Regions from separate parts of the Homo sapiens genome. Here regions 1, 2 and 3 are each linked to region 4. A link is a contact called in ENCODE Hi-C or POLR2A ChIA-PET data. All regions are on one chromosome and are shown on one strand. The core of a region is the stretch at or near the end of the contact, and the rest is flanking DNA. Distances in the headings are between cores, read along the strand shown.

Evidence for each region. A loop is a pair of places that touch in the nucleus more often than their neighbours do. ChIA-PET counts read pairs that join two places held with the same protein, here RNA polymerase II (POLR2A). Pooled maps may share reads with other maps.
Region 1: a pooled map shows a loop between it and region 4 (29-fold over the local background). The contact joins the promoter of FBXL19 here to the promoter of ATXN2L in region 4. A Hi-C loop is called at or near these places in 9 of 50 pooled maps.
Region 2: a pooled map shows a loop between it and region 4 (10-fold over the local background). The contact joins the promoter of ZNF668 here to the promoter of ATXN2L in region 4. A Hi-C loop is called at or near these places in 6 of 50 pooled maps.
Region 3: a loop to region 4 is called in a map of CD8-positive, alpha-beta T cell, with 24 times the contacts of the local background. The contact joins the promoter of ARMC5 here to the promoter of ATXN2L in region 4. A Hi-C loop is called at or near these places in 3 of 168 maps with a recorded cell type or tissue (CD8-positive, alpha-beta T cell, ascending aorta and naive thymus-derived CD4-positive, alpha-beta T cell), 1 of 37 single-sample maps with no recorded cell type and 8 of 50 pooled maps. POLR2A ChIA-PET finds 5 or more read pairs at or near these places in 1 of 52 experiments (BJ).

Annotation. Positions count from the first base shown.
Region 1 is chr16:30,922,233-30,924,932 of GRCh38, reverse strand. FBXL19 (F-box and leucine rich repeat protein 19) reads right to left here and starts at 1,361. Exons shown (of 11, transcript NM_001382779.1): 1 at 474-1,361. It overlaps FBXL19-AS1 (FBXL19 antisense RNA 1), which reads left to right and starts at 1,664. Exons shown (of 1, transcript NR_024348.1): 1 at 1,664-2,700. RefSeq lists enhancers at 1,443-1,602, 1,643-1,732, 1,355-2,322, 1,763-2,582, 2,323-2,700.
Region 2 is chr16:31,072,686-31,075,490 of GRCh38, reverse strand. It overlaps ZNF668 (zinc finger protein 668), which reads left to right and starts at 1,251. Exons shown (of 3, transcript NM_024706.5): 1 at 1,251-1,832. ZNF646 (zinc finger protein 646) reads right to left here and starts at 1,069. Exons shown (of 3, transcript NM_014699.4): 1 at 860-1,069. RefSeq lists enhancers at 303-835, 1,191-1,330, 836-1,369, 1,989-2,283, 1,575-2,375 and a silencer at 1,641-2,100.
Region 3 is chr16:31,458,206-31,460,905 of GRCh38, reverse strand. It overlaps ARMC5 (armadillo repeat containing 5), which reads right to left and starts at 1,405. Exons shown (of 6, transcript NM_001105247.2): 1 at 907-1,405. The coding sequence starts at 1,381. RefSeq lists a silencer at 857-1,206 and enhancers at 1,397-1,736, 1,735-2,275.
Region 4 is chr16:28,821,503-28,824,445 of GRCh38, reverse strand. ATXN2L (ataxin 2 like) reads right to left here and starts at 1,447. Exons shown (of 22, transcript NM_007245.4): 1 at 888-1,447. The coding sequence starts at 1,186. LOC124903672 (a long non-coding RNA gene) reads left to right here and starts at 404. Exons shown (of 2, transcript XR_007065042.1): 1 at 404-552. RefSeq lists a silencer at 241-1,390 and enhancers at 1,711-1,920, 1,432-2,168.

The sequences.
Region 1 (2,700 bases), core at 112-2,611, 2.1 Mb before region 4:
CCCAGAACTGAGGATGGGCTCAGTCCTAGGACCCCCAGCTTCCCGGGCTGCTTTCATCCCTAATCATCTAGAATCCCTTGGGCTCCCCCTCCCATGGAAACCAGATCCTCCAAGATCCCATGTGGAATTAGAAGCCTGGAGGGTCTCTTCCCAGTCAGTCTTACCCCAGATTCCCCCTTTCCGGGGACTTTCATACCCATCCATGGGGCTAAGGGGCCCTCCAGCGCTCCAGGGGAGGGGCCTGGAGGGCGGCGACTGCAGGCGGGGGTGGGGGCTTTCAAGGGGAAGCAGGGTCTAGGAAGGAGGGCCAGTTCCCCAGGGTGGAGAGGTCATAGGAAGGAGGGCTGGAGATGAGTTTGGAGTAGAGAGAGGGTGAGGCTGGGGGCGGGGAAGGTAGAGAGAGGCCGGGCTGAGGATGAATGGGAGTGGGCGCTGCCCAGGTCTGGGGGTGAGGAGGAGCCGCATGAACCCACCTCACACGTGTCCCGGGAGCCATCTCTCCCTTCTCGGCAGCTCCCGGCGGGTCGGCGGCCATCGGCGGCGGGGGGGCCGGGCGGCGCGGGGCGCGGAACGCTCAGAACGCCGGGGTCCACGGCCCCCCGAGGGCGCTCGGCCCCTCCCTCCGGCGGAGGCCGGGACGGCGGCGAGTGGAGATGGGGGGCGCCGGGGGCGAGGCCCTCCCACGGGCTGCGGCGCGGCCCTTCCAGGGGGAGGTCCTGCTCTGGGAGGCTCAGTCCCTCAGCCCCCCCAGGCCAACGGGGGCTCCTTGGGCGCAGGGTGCTCAGCTTCTGCCCGGGGCCCACTCAGTCCCGGGTCCGAGTCCCAGCTCCCCTCCCCCCACCCCGCCCCGCCTCTCCCCAGCGCCCCTGGCCCTTTAACTGGCCCCTTCCCGGACCCCACTGCCCAGGGGTCCAGTGCCAGGCCTGGGCCCCCCCCACCGTTTCCGGGGTTCAAGCCCGCCCACCGCCGGTTCCCGGGGAGGGGGGGGTCGCTGTAACCTGCCCCCCTCCCCTGGGCCCGCCCCTGGACTGCGACCCCCTGCCCTACGGCTGCGAGGCGAGCGGAGGGGGAGGTGAAGGAAGCTGCTCCGGCCCCGCCCCCCCCAGCCCGCGCGCACCCCCGACCTCTCCCCCTCCCCCAAGCGCGCGACCCTCGGGAGATAGGGATTTAAATAAAATTTGAATAAATCCCCCTCCTCAAGCGGGAGGGTGGAAGGAAAGGATAGAGGGGGAGAGGGAAAGGGGAAGGGGGCAGTTGGGGTGTCTCAGCCCCCCTGGTCCCCCAGCCCCGCGCTGCTACGGCCCGGGGCCCTGGCCGCCTCTCTCATCCCTCCTCAGCTCCTTCCTCCTTCCTCCTCTCTTCCCCCCTCCCCTCCCCTCCCTCCTCCTTCCCTCCTCCTCCTCCTCCTCCCCCTCTTTACTCCCTCCTTCTCCCAGAGGAACCCCGCCCCCTTCCCCCTCCTTCCTCCACCACCTCCACTTTCCAGGACGAACGCACGCAGGGCTCGACGGGAGTTGTAGTCCTGCGGCCACTGATGCTACGGGGGAACAATAGGACGCTGGGGACAGCGGGAACTACAAACAGGACGGCGGAGGGCGTGCCCAGCCGGGAGCCGAGGATGCCGGGAGTTAGAGTCCCGTTGCCCCGAGGCTCCCAGTTGCAGAACATCGAGAAGGAGAGGGAACGATGACTACAAACAAGATGGCCTTCTCCCCCGACCCGACCTCCTTCCCAGGCACTCACACGCCCTCCTGTCCACAACCCTCCGCGTGTGTGGTACCTGACGGGAGTCGCAGTCCATCTGCTGCCTTCCCGCTGCCATTTCTACTCGTCAGGAACAATGGAAAGGTGAAAAGGAAAGAGGACTACAAGCAAGATGGCGGAAGAGGGACATACACCTGACTAGTAGTCGATCTTACGAGGTGCGATGGGATTAGTAGTTTTATAGCCTTCCAGTGTTCCTTAAGAATGGCGGAACCAGGAGGACGAGGAGACTACCGTAAAGATGGCAGGCTACCTAGCCTCTCCCGGTCTCCGCTTTCCACCACCTTGGGCACCTCGCCCGCCTGTGGTCTCGAAATCCCCCCCACCAGTGGCGCACGGCCTGACGGGAGTTGCAGTCTCCCGGCTCCCGTCTATCATCTCAAGTCGAGACAATGGAAGGGGATGGGGCGGGGCCACCGGCAAAGATGGCGGCTGCAGGGCCGGGGCGACTGCGACATGGGATGTGTAGTCCAGGCGTCTGGCCTCTTCCCTGCGGAAATGAGGGAGAGGACTACGAAAAAGATGGCGACCTCGCCCCTCGACCTCTGCGCCGGTGCCTGCTGGGAAATGTAGTTCCTTGCCGAGTCCAACAGAGAAAGGACGTCGCTGTTGAAATGTGAATCCCGGCGGACACGCCAAATTGCGAGGCGACGGAAACGGAAAGACTCTTTTCTCCTCTCTCCGCCACCGGCTTCTGAACAGCCTGGCGGGAAATGTAGTCCCAAGCTTTCACTCGCGAGTGGAGGGGAAGGATTTATGTCACCAGTGGGGATCAGTGCGGGTGGGGGAGAAAAACGTCGGGCGATCCGGGAATAAAGAATGTCCGCCTCTCCATGGGGCGAGGACTTCGCGTTTCAGGGGAGGGCCCTTAAAGGAAGGCAGCAGGAATCAGTCTTGTCGAACAGGGGGGCGTGGTTCTCGTCGAGAGTGCATTCA
Region 2 (2,805 bases), core at 2-2,501, 2.3 Mb before region 4:
CCCTGTCTCTACTAAAAATACAAAAATTAGCCGGGCGTGGTGGTGGGCACCTGTAATTCTAGCTACTCAGGAGGCTGAGGCTGAAGAACTGCTTGAACCTGGGAGGTGGAGGTTGCAGTGAGCTGAGATCCCACCACAGCACTCCAGCCTGGGTGACAGAGCGAGACTCCATCTCAAAAAAACAAAAAACCCCAAAAGACTCTCTTAGCGACTTCTTTTATCTACTTCCCTTGAACTCAAACTATCTTCCATCTTGGGAATAACATCAATACCAGGTTGTAATGTCACTTCATTGCCTACCTTTTCTCTCCCATGCCTCCTGATCTTACCCTCACCAGTCTTTCTCATTTTTTTCTTCTGCCTCCTCTCTTAATACTGATGATGACAGCAACTCATGAAGAGTATTATATTACCATGTGCCAGGCACTGTGCTAACTATATTCATTGTGTTACTCAATCCTCAGAACACACGGCAATGCCTGTTATTCTAGTTCACGTAACAGCAAACCCCCTGACTGAGGCGGTCTTCATCCCAAAGCCCTTGCTCTCTCATGCCCCCTACATCGTCTTGTCCTTCTCCAACTCTGACTCTTCTTCCCATGGGACCCCAGTACAACTGTCTCCGACCGTAAACCCCTTCACTGAACCTGCCCCCGGAATTCTCACCTCACAAAGCCCCTTTGATCAAAAGTCCCCTCCCCTAGTCAACCACCAATGAAGTCCTCTGACCTCACTCATCTCGTCTGCCAATTTCCTCTCAGGACGCCTACCTCGCACCGGCGGCCCCCTCTCCTTCCCGCCGCGGGCGCGTCAGTTGGGGACCGCGAACAAGAGCGCGCCTGCGCACTGGGACCCTTACCCTAACTGCAGCCGCGCGCCCCAAGGGGTGGCTGTCGGGGGGCTCTCGCGCTCCCACACACGCACACTCAGCCAGGGTTCCCGGGAGGTGGGAGGGAAGGGAAAGAGGGAAAGGAGAAGGGGGGAAGAGGAAGGAGGTAGAGAAAAGAGGGCGCAGCTGGCATGAGCCAGGAGTCTACTCCCAGCTCTACGGACACTTCCTATTGTTACTAGGAAACAGGAAGTGTCCTTAGGTGCAAAAGCTTCCCCGCGAAACTTCCGCTTCGGGAGCACTGCCTGTCCCGCCTCCGAGCCGCAGTTTTACGCAGACACACTTCCGGCGCTAAGTTCTAGGTCTGCACGGCTGACTCCGCCCACGTAGGTCACAACGCGGCGTCTTTGCACGCTAAGCTAGCCACACTTCCGGCAAGAGCAGCTAGAATCGTTCCGGTGCATATTGAATAGGCGCAGAAAGGGAGAAAAAGATTCTACAGCCCTGGCCACAGTACTTTGGTGACACTTTTCGTGGGGCTCTCTGGAGGACTTTTCCCAAGGCAGATGGAGAAAACTTCGTGAAACCCACTCCTTGCTATTAAAGGAAATGTTGTGGAATATAATTGGACTTAGGTTTTGCAGAGCTTGAGCATGGCCTTTTTGTCCTCCCACCTTCTGGTTCTTGAAGACATTGCCGGTGACCTGGCCCCAGACTAACACAAGGCGGGCGTATACCGTCAGCCTGCCTGGCGTCCCCTTGCCTCAGCACACACAGAGACCTCTTGCAAGATGCTTCTCTGCCGCCATAGGCTGGAGGTTCCCCGGGAACTTTCCCTTCCTTCCTAGCTGAGGAAGATCCCTCACTTCCGCTCGCCGCGCCACCGGTCCCACCTCCCCGCCCCCCGCTGGGTCCTAGCGCCGGCCCCTGTTTGGCAGGGTCCGGGCTCCGTCGGTGCGAGGAGCCGACGCCGACGCCACGGAGTCAGCACAAGTCTCATCAGGTAGGAAACGTCGGCGGGAAGCCGCGAGGGCCCCGGGCAGCTCCCACGCGGCCACGATCCGAGCTGGCCTCAGTTTCCCTGCGGGCGCCGAGGGCGGGCCGGGTTGGCCCAGCGCGAGCAGCGCGGGCGGGGCGGGCTGTGAGCGGCCCCGGGCGCATTGCGGGCCCAGCAGGTCCTAGAACCCGCCGGCTGTCTCCGCGGTTCTGGGCTGCGGACACCCAGGCTCGGCCCGCGCGGCTGCTGGCCCGGCGCGGTGTGGTCCCGGGGGTCCTAGAGCCCGCCATGTTTTGGGTTTTTGTCCCGGTCGCGTGGCCCGCGCTGCAAGATCCCAGGCGCCGGCGGCCCCCTCCCCTGCTGAGGCCCGGCCACCACTCCCGCGGTCCTAGAGAACGCCATCTTGCAAGCCTTTGTCCCTCATTCGGCCTTCCGTCCATTCATTTGTTCATCTCCTCATCCTTCGTTCAGTCCTCCTTGCCACGTCCTCCGAAGCCACGTTTTCTGAGGCTTATAACCGGGGTCCTGCCCTCCAGGGGCTGCCTGGCTGGCGGGGGCGCCGCGTACAGACGGTTGCGAGGAGCGAGGAGCTCCGGGTTTCTGCAACTCTCGGCTCCTCGGCGCGCTTCGTAGGCCCCACCGCCCTTCAAACTCCCACAAACTTAAGGGACCCCATTTTACTGATGAGGAAACTGAGGTCCAGAGCGGCGTGGGGCCCTTACCTCTCTACTGCCATAAAGTATTCCTGAGGGCACTAGGGAAGGGGGTTCTTGAAGGATGTAAAGGGGCTTTCCCGTTGGAGAAGGCAGGCAAGGGCTCCCCGAGCCCAGGAAACTGCATCTAGAGGTGGAGGATTGAGAATTGTGGCTGGAGGTTCGGTCGCTGCCGGGAGGAGGACTCTGTCGCTGGAGCTGAGGCTGGAAAAGTAGGTTGGGATCAGGTTGTGAACTGGCCCGGTAGGAGGCCTAGGATATGATTA
Region 3 (2,700 bases), core at 156-2,655, 2.6 Mb before region 4:
TGACATGTAAACTGCTTTCACACATTGCCACTAGGAGGCACCAATTTAGCTGGTAAACAGAAAAGCTTATGTTTTGCTAGGATTTGTTCTTACTGTGCTGGTTTTAATTATTTTTATTTATTTTTTCCTGCTTCCTAAGCGACTACTGATTTGTTTGGTTTTCTAAGATACGAGGTCTTGTTACGTTGCCCAGGCTGGAATGCAGTGGCTATTCACAGGCAGTCATTGTTCACTGCAGCCTCAACCTCCTAGGCTCAAGGGATCCTCCCGCCTCAGCCTCCCAAATAGCTGGAACTACAGGCGCGTACCACTGCACCCAGCTTATGCTAGTTTTTAATAACTTGAAATACGTATCATGCTTAGAATATTTGCATATTCGTGCCATATTTGTACTTCGTTTTCTCCCCACTCTGATTTTTTTAGGTAGCTATTATTGCCCCATTTTACAAGGAATCCTAGCCTCGGAGGGGTTAGGTGACTTTTGCAGATCTCCCTTTCTGAACCACTACACCTTCCAGCTCATCAGTGGGGCTTCAGAACCTTGCACAGGGCCGGACACATAGTTGGGCACTGAATGTCTGCTATGAACATCATAACTGGACGGTAAGAATCATCTGAAAAAATCACCAAATAACTCTTTGGCCTCCGCTAGTCCAGCTTCGAAAGAAGTCCTCAACAACCAATTCCTAGATAATGGCTACAATTATCTGGTCTGGGAGGGCTCTCTCTCATCTATAGAGAGTGCAGTGACGTCACGGGGCACAACAGATTGAGAAACAGGAGCGATGCGCCATCACAAAGCACGTTATTCCGGGATAGGACACAAAGAACTCCAGACTGCCCGGGTCTAGAGAGCAAGGGAGTTGCAAACCTAATCTTTCTAGGAAACGGGGGCGGAGCACTTACCCAAAGGGAGTATGCCTCCGAGTCTGCGCACTTCGGTCCGGCACGCCCCTTCCGTACAGCAATCGGCTAGGATGCTGAGCGCCAAGTCCAGCGTCTTGCGCAGGCGCACTGGCGGCGTAGGACTAGACGACGACACAGCGGAGGGGGCGGGGCCCGACGCGGGGGCGGGGCTAGAAGCTCCCGACGCGGCCGACGAGGGGGCGGAGCCGGGGCCTGCCTGGGACGGGGCGGAACCCGCTGCAGCCGCTCGCCGTAGCAGCGCGAGTAGGGGGCGGAGCCCGCCGCGTGCCCGGAAGCGCTCGATTCCCCCCGCTGCCTTGATGTGGCGCGTGCGGAGGGCTAGGAGCGCGCGGCTCAGGGGTGTCTCGTTGGTCGCTGGGTCCTTTTCCCCACCCAGAGCCTCCCCGGCCGCCGCCGCGAGCTGCGCGAGGCAGAACGAGAGCGAGTCCGTGAGGGTTGGCTTCGCAGCCGCCATCTTGGCTCGGGCCTCAGACTCCGCCCCGCTTCTCGCCGCTGATCCCAGGGAGCGGAACTGGAAGACAGGGAAATCGTCGGGCACCGCCTCGCTGACGCTGTTTAGCGCCACCGCAGTGATGCAAGTCGGAAGTTGTAGTTCTCGACCCCGGAAGTCTGTCCTTGCACACGAGGCGCGGCAGTACCTTAATCGCAGCGCATCCTGGGACGTGCGGGCGGTGCATGAGGGAGATGTGGTCCGCGTCGAGCTTCTCACGCCTACCTCGGGAAGCGCTGGAAACTCTTCCAGGGCCCTCCAGGTGGGCCAGGGCCTCCGAACAGCCCAGAAGTCCGACCACGGAGCCTTCGTGCCGTGCCCCGCCCCCGGCGTGCACTCGGCGGGGACCGCCTTTTCTCCTCTAGGCTCGCTTCGCTGCCCCCCAGCGGTGGTGCGGCCCGGCCTTGGGACGGACTCCGAGAACCCCGAGCCGGGCCGAAAGTGCGGGGTCCTGACCGCGCCGCAGACGGGGAGCCCTCGCTCGGTCAGAGGAAGAAGAGGGTTAAACCTACCGAGAACGTTCGCTGCCGCTTCCTAGAGTGACGGGCTTGTGGAATTTTCCGTTTCCGGAGCTGGACCCCGGTGTCCCGAGTGTCCTCCGCTCTGGACGTGCTCGTGAGCTCAGGAGCTGGCATCTAGGAAACGGGGAGTTCTTCACTCGCAGCGCAGTCGGCCGCGCCAGAAGAGGCGAGGGAGAATCCGGACGGGGCGGGGCGGCGGGGGAGCGGGACATTCGCGTCCCGGGGAGCCCCCAGGTCACCCCTGGATTGCGAGGTGGCTCCGCCTGAGCAGCCCTTCCTGGTGTGGTCGGGGCAGCTGCCCGCCCGGAAAATGGTCAGGCTCTAGCCCTGGGGAGGAAGAAGCCTTTGCCAAGAGCAACCGTCTACAAGCCCCAAAACCTGCGAGTGCCGGAAATGTGGACTGACCACAGCCTGCCTCCCCGGCTTCATTCACCACCAAGGCAGCCCCTCTGGTGACAAGCCTTACCGTTGTCCGGGTTATGGCAGAAGCTTCCGATGTGGCTCTGATCTGGTTAAGCACCACTGGGTACACACCGGTGAAAAGCCGTACTCCTGCCCCGAGTGTGACCATCGCTTCGGCCCTATGCCTGTGCCTAGTGTGGTAAGACTTTCAGCGTCAGCTCCAACCTGATCCAGCACCAGCGCGCTCACACCGCTAAAAGCCTTACCGCTGAGGGGACTGCGGCAAGAGTCTCAGCCTTGGCTCCACCCTGTTGCAGCACCTGCGCTCCACATGGGTGAGAAGGCCTCTAAGTGCCTTGT
Region 4 (2,943 bases), core at 198-2,697:
ACAGCGCAGCCGCAAAAGCCATCCACCGGGAGGCCTCGCCCGGTCTGCGCCTGCGCACTAAAACCCACGGGACTTTCCGAACCCCCACCTCCAGCGATCAGAGCCCACTGCGCCTGCGTGTGCTGCCACTCTTAATTCCATTAACACACACACACTCGCACAGGAAAAACTGAGCAGGGCCTCCACTACTCATGCACTGCCACCAGACGAGCCCCTCCACGAACTAGTCCCTGCCCTAGGTGTTCCCGGGGCGCGCGAATGCCCGGGTCATGAGACCGAGCATCCACGCGCACGTACGGGAAGGGGGCGCGCGCGCCAGAGGCTCCCGGCCCGCAGTCCTCCCAGTCATCCCTCCTTCCGTCCCCCCGCCCACCTCGCTCCCCTCCTACTGGCCAGACCGGGAAGGGGGAGGCAGCAACCCGCTCCCAAGTCCCTCCCTCCCCATTGGCCAAACTGTGGGCCGCGCGCCCCCCTCCATTGGCTACGGCCGGGGACCCCTTCCCGCAGCAGACTCCCCATTGGCTGAAGCCGGGGACCGCGAGACCCTTCGTGGTAATGGAACCGGGGACCCCGATCAGCTCCTTGCCCCCCCCCAACTCCCCGTTCCGACGGCGCCGGCGGGATGCGCCCCGCCTCCCCTGAAGGCCGGGGCTGCGAGCCCTGACTAGGCCCCGAGAGCCGAGCGCGGCCCCTCAGTGCTCCGGTGGCCGCCCGGGGACCCTTTCCGTCCGACCTGTTCGGACCTGAGGGGGCCCTCCCCCAGCTTCACGGGGACTCCCCACCCAGCCGGTGCCCCTGACGGTGCCGGGTCGGGGTCCGCCCCACCGGAACCGAGCCACAGCCTCTGGGTGGCCGCGGCTCCCTCGCCCGGAGCCCACCCTTCTCACCTGGCGCTGCCGATGGCGGCTGCCCCCGGCCTCTCCTGGTGTTGCTGCGGCGGCGGCGGCTGCGGCGCCAAGATGCCTTCGGCTCCCCGGCGGAGCCCGCTCCCGGCAGCGGCCACAGGCCCCAGGCAGGGGGAGGCGGCCGCTGGAGGCCCGGGAGGAGCCGCAGAGGTGGCCAGCGGCCCCGGGAGGCCGCCGTTGGGAGGGCTGGTGCCCCCGGGGGGCCGACGGGCCACGGCCTGTTGCGTGGGGGGCGGCTGCTGGGGCTGGGAGGGCTGTTGTAGCGGCTGAGGCTTCAACATGATGGCAGCGTCCGGAAGGGGAATTAGAGAGAAGGGAGGGAGAGAGGGGGCCGGGGCTGGGGCCCCGCTGGAGAGCGCGGGAAGCGAGGGGGATCGGGCAGCCGGGGCCCGCCGTGGGCGGGCGGGGGGAGCCCCGCGGTGTCGGGGGTGGAGAGAGAAGACCGCGGCGCGAGGAAGCGCCGCGAGGCGGAAGGGGAGGGGGTCTCGCGGCTGGAGGAAAGCGAGAGGGCGCGAGCCGGGCTGGCGCGCGTGCGCGTCGCCGGGGAGCGGAGAGGGAGGAGCGCGCGGGTGGGAGCTCCCGGGGGGGGGGGGGGGGGGGGGGGGCCAGGAGCGAGCAGTGGCGCGAGGTGCCGCGCACACCGGCGCGGTTAGCTCCCGGCGGGAAAGTGGGAGAGAATCAAGTCGGTGAACCTCGCACCCCTAGCCCTGGGAGTGGGTAAGGAGCGGCGCGGGCGCTCACGCGCGCCAAGGATTTAGGGTCTTAAGGTCTCAAACCGCCTTAGAAGCCGGCGGCCGCTGTCGCTTCACAATGAGCGTGTGAGGCGCAGGGGGAGGAGCCGAAGGCGCCAGAGGAAGGGCCGGCCTCTCCGCCCACGCCGTCGCTGCGTCGCGATGCCTCCGCGGGAGTGTGAGGCGGCACGTCGTGCGTGAGGCTCTTCCGCCACTTGGCGGCCCGTGGGCAGAGCCTTAAGTGCCAAGAAAGTCTCCGGGACTGGACCACCCGAGCCACTGCGCTTTTAGGCAGGTGGTAGGTTTCGCAAGGAGCTACCCTCCACCTTGTTTGCTTTAAGTAAAAGACTGATGAGCATTAGTGATTCGTTTGAGCGTGTTGATCTTTGCAGATAAATTTACGCCTCGTCCTAAATTATTTCAGATTTTTGTGATTTTGACCTAAATTGTTCCTCCATGCCCGAGAATGAATCTTTAAACTGTAATAACAAAGACTGAAGGCCAAAGTTCCGAGTTCAAAATCCTCCACCCGACCCTGCAATGAAGGCAGCTTCATTCATTCAAAATGAGTTGGGCATTGGAGTATTCAGTTAGTTGTTTTGGACACAAGGATAATTAAACTGCTTCCTGCTCTGGAGGAGTTCATGCTAGTGGTGAATTCAGAGAATTTGACGAGATCTAGTAGGTGAAGCACAGAGGACTACAAGAGCAAATGGGAGTGACACCTAATCTTAATCCAGTTTTGGGAGACCCAGATAAGGGACAGGAGGGCCGGGCGCAGTGGCTCATACCTGTAATCCTAACATTTTGGGAGTCCGAGGCAGAAGGATCGTTTAAGGCCAGGAGTTTGAGACCAGCCTAGGCAACAAAGTGAGACTTTGTCTCTACAAAAAAAAAAAAATTTAAATTATAAAAAAAAACTGATAAGAGGGCAGGGGGAGATGGGTTTCTAGGCAGGGAAATAGGATATGACAAACTAAGAAAAACTCAGCTTGTCCTAAGCATAAAATTAAAGGGGGGAAGAGGTAGCTAATCTGGGATCAGGTTTTAAAGGCTCCCAAGTCTTGTAAGAGACACGGACATTATCCTCAAAGCAGTGGGGAGCTTATTTAAGAAAGTGAAAAGAGGCTGGGCATGGTCTGTAATCCCAGTACTTTGGGAGGTTTGAGGTCAGGAGTTTGAGATCAGCCTGGCCAACATGGTGAAACCCTGTCTCTACTAAAAATGCAAAAATTAGCTAGGCGTGGTGGTGCATGCCTGTAATCCCAGCTACTCAGGAGGCTGAGGCAGGAGAATCACTTGAACCA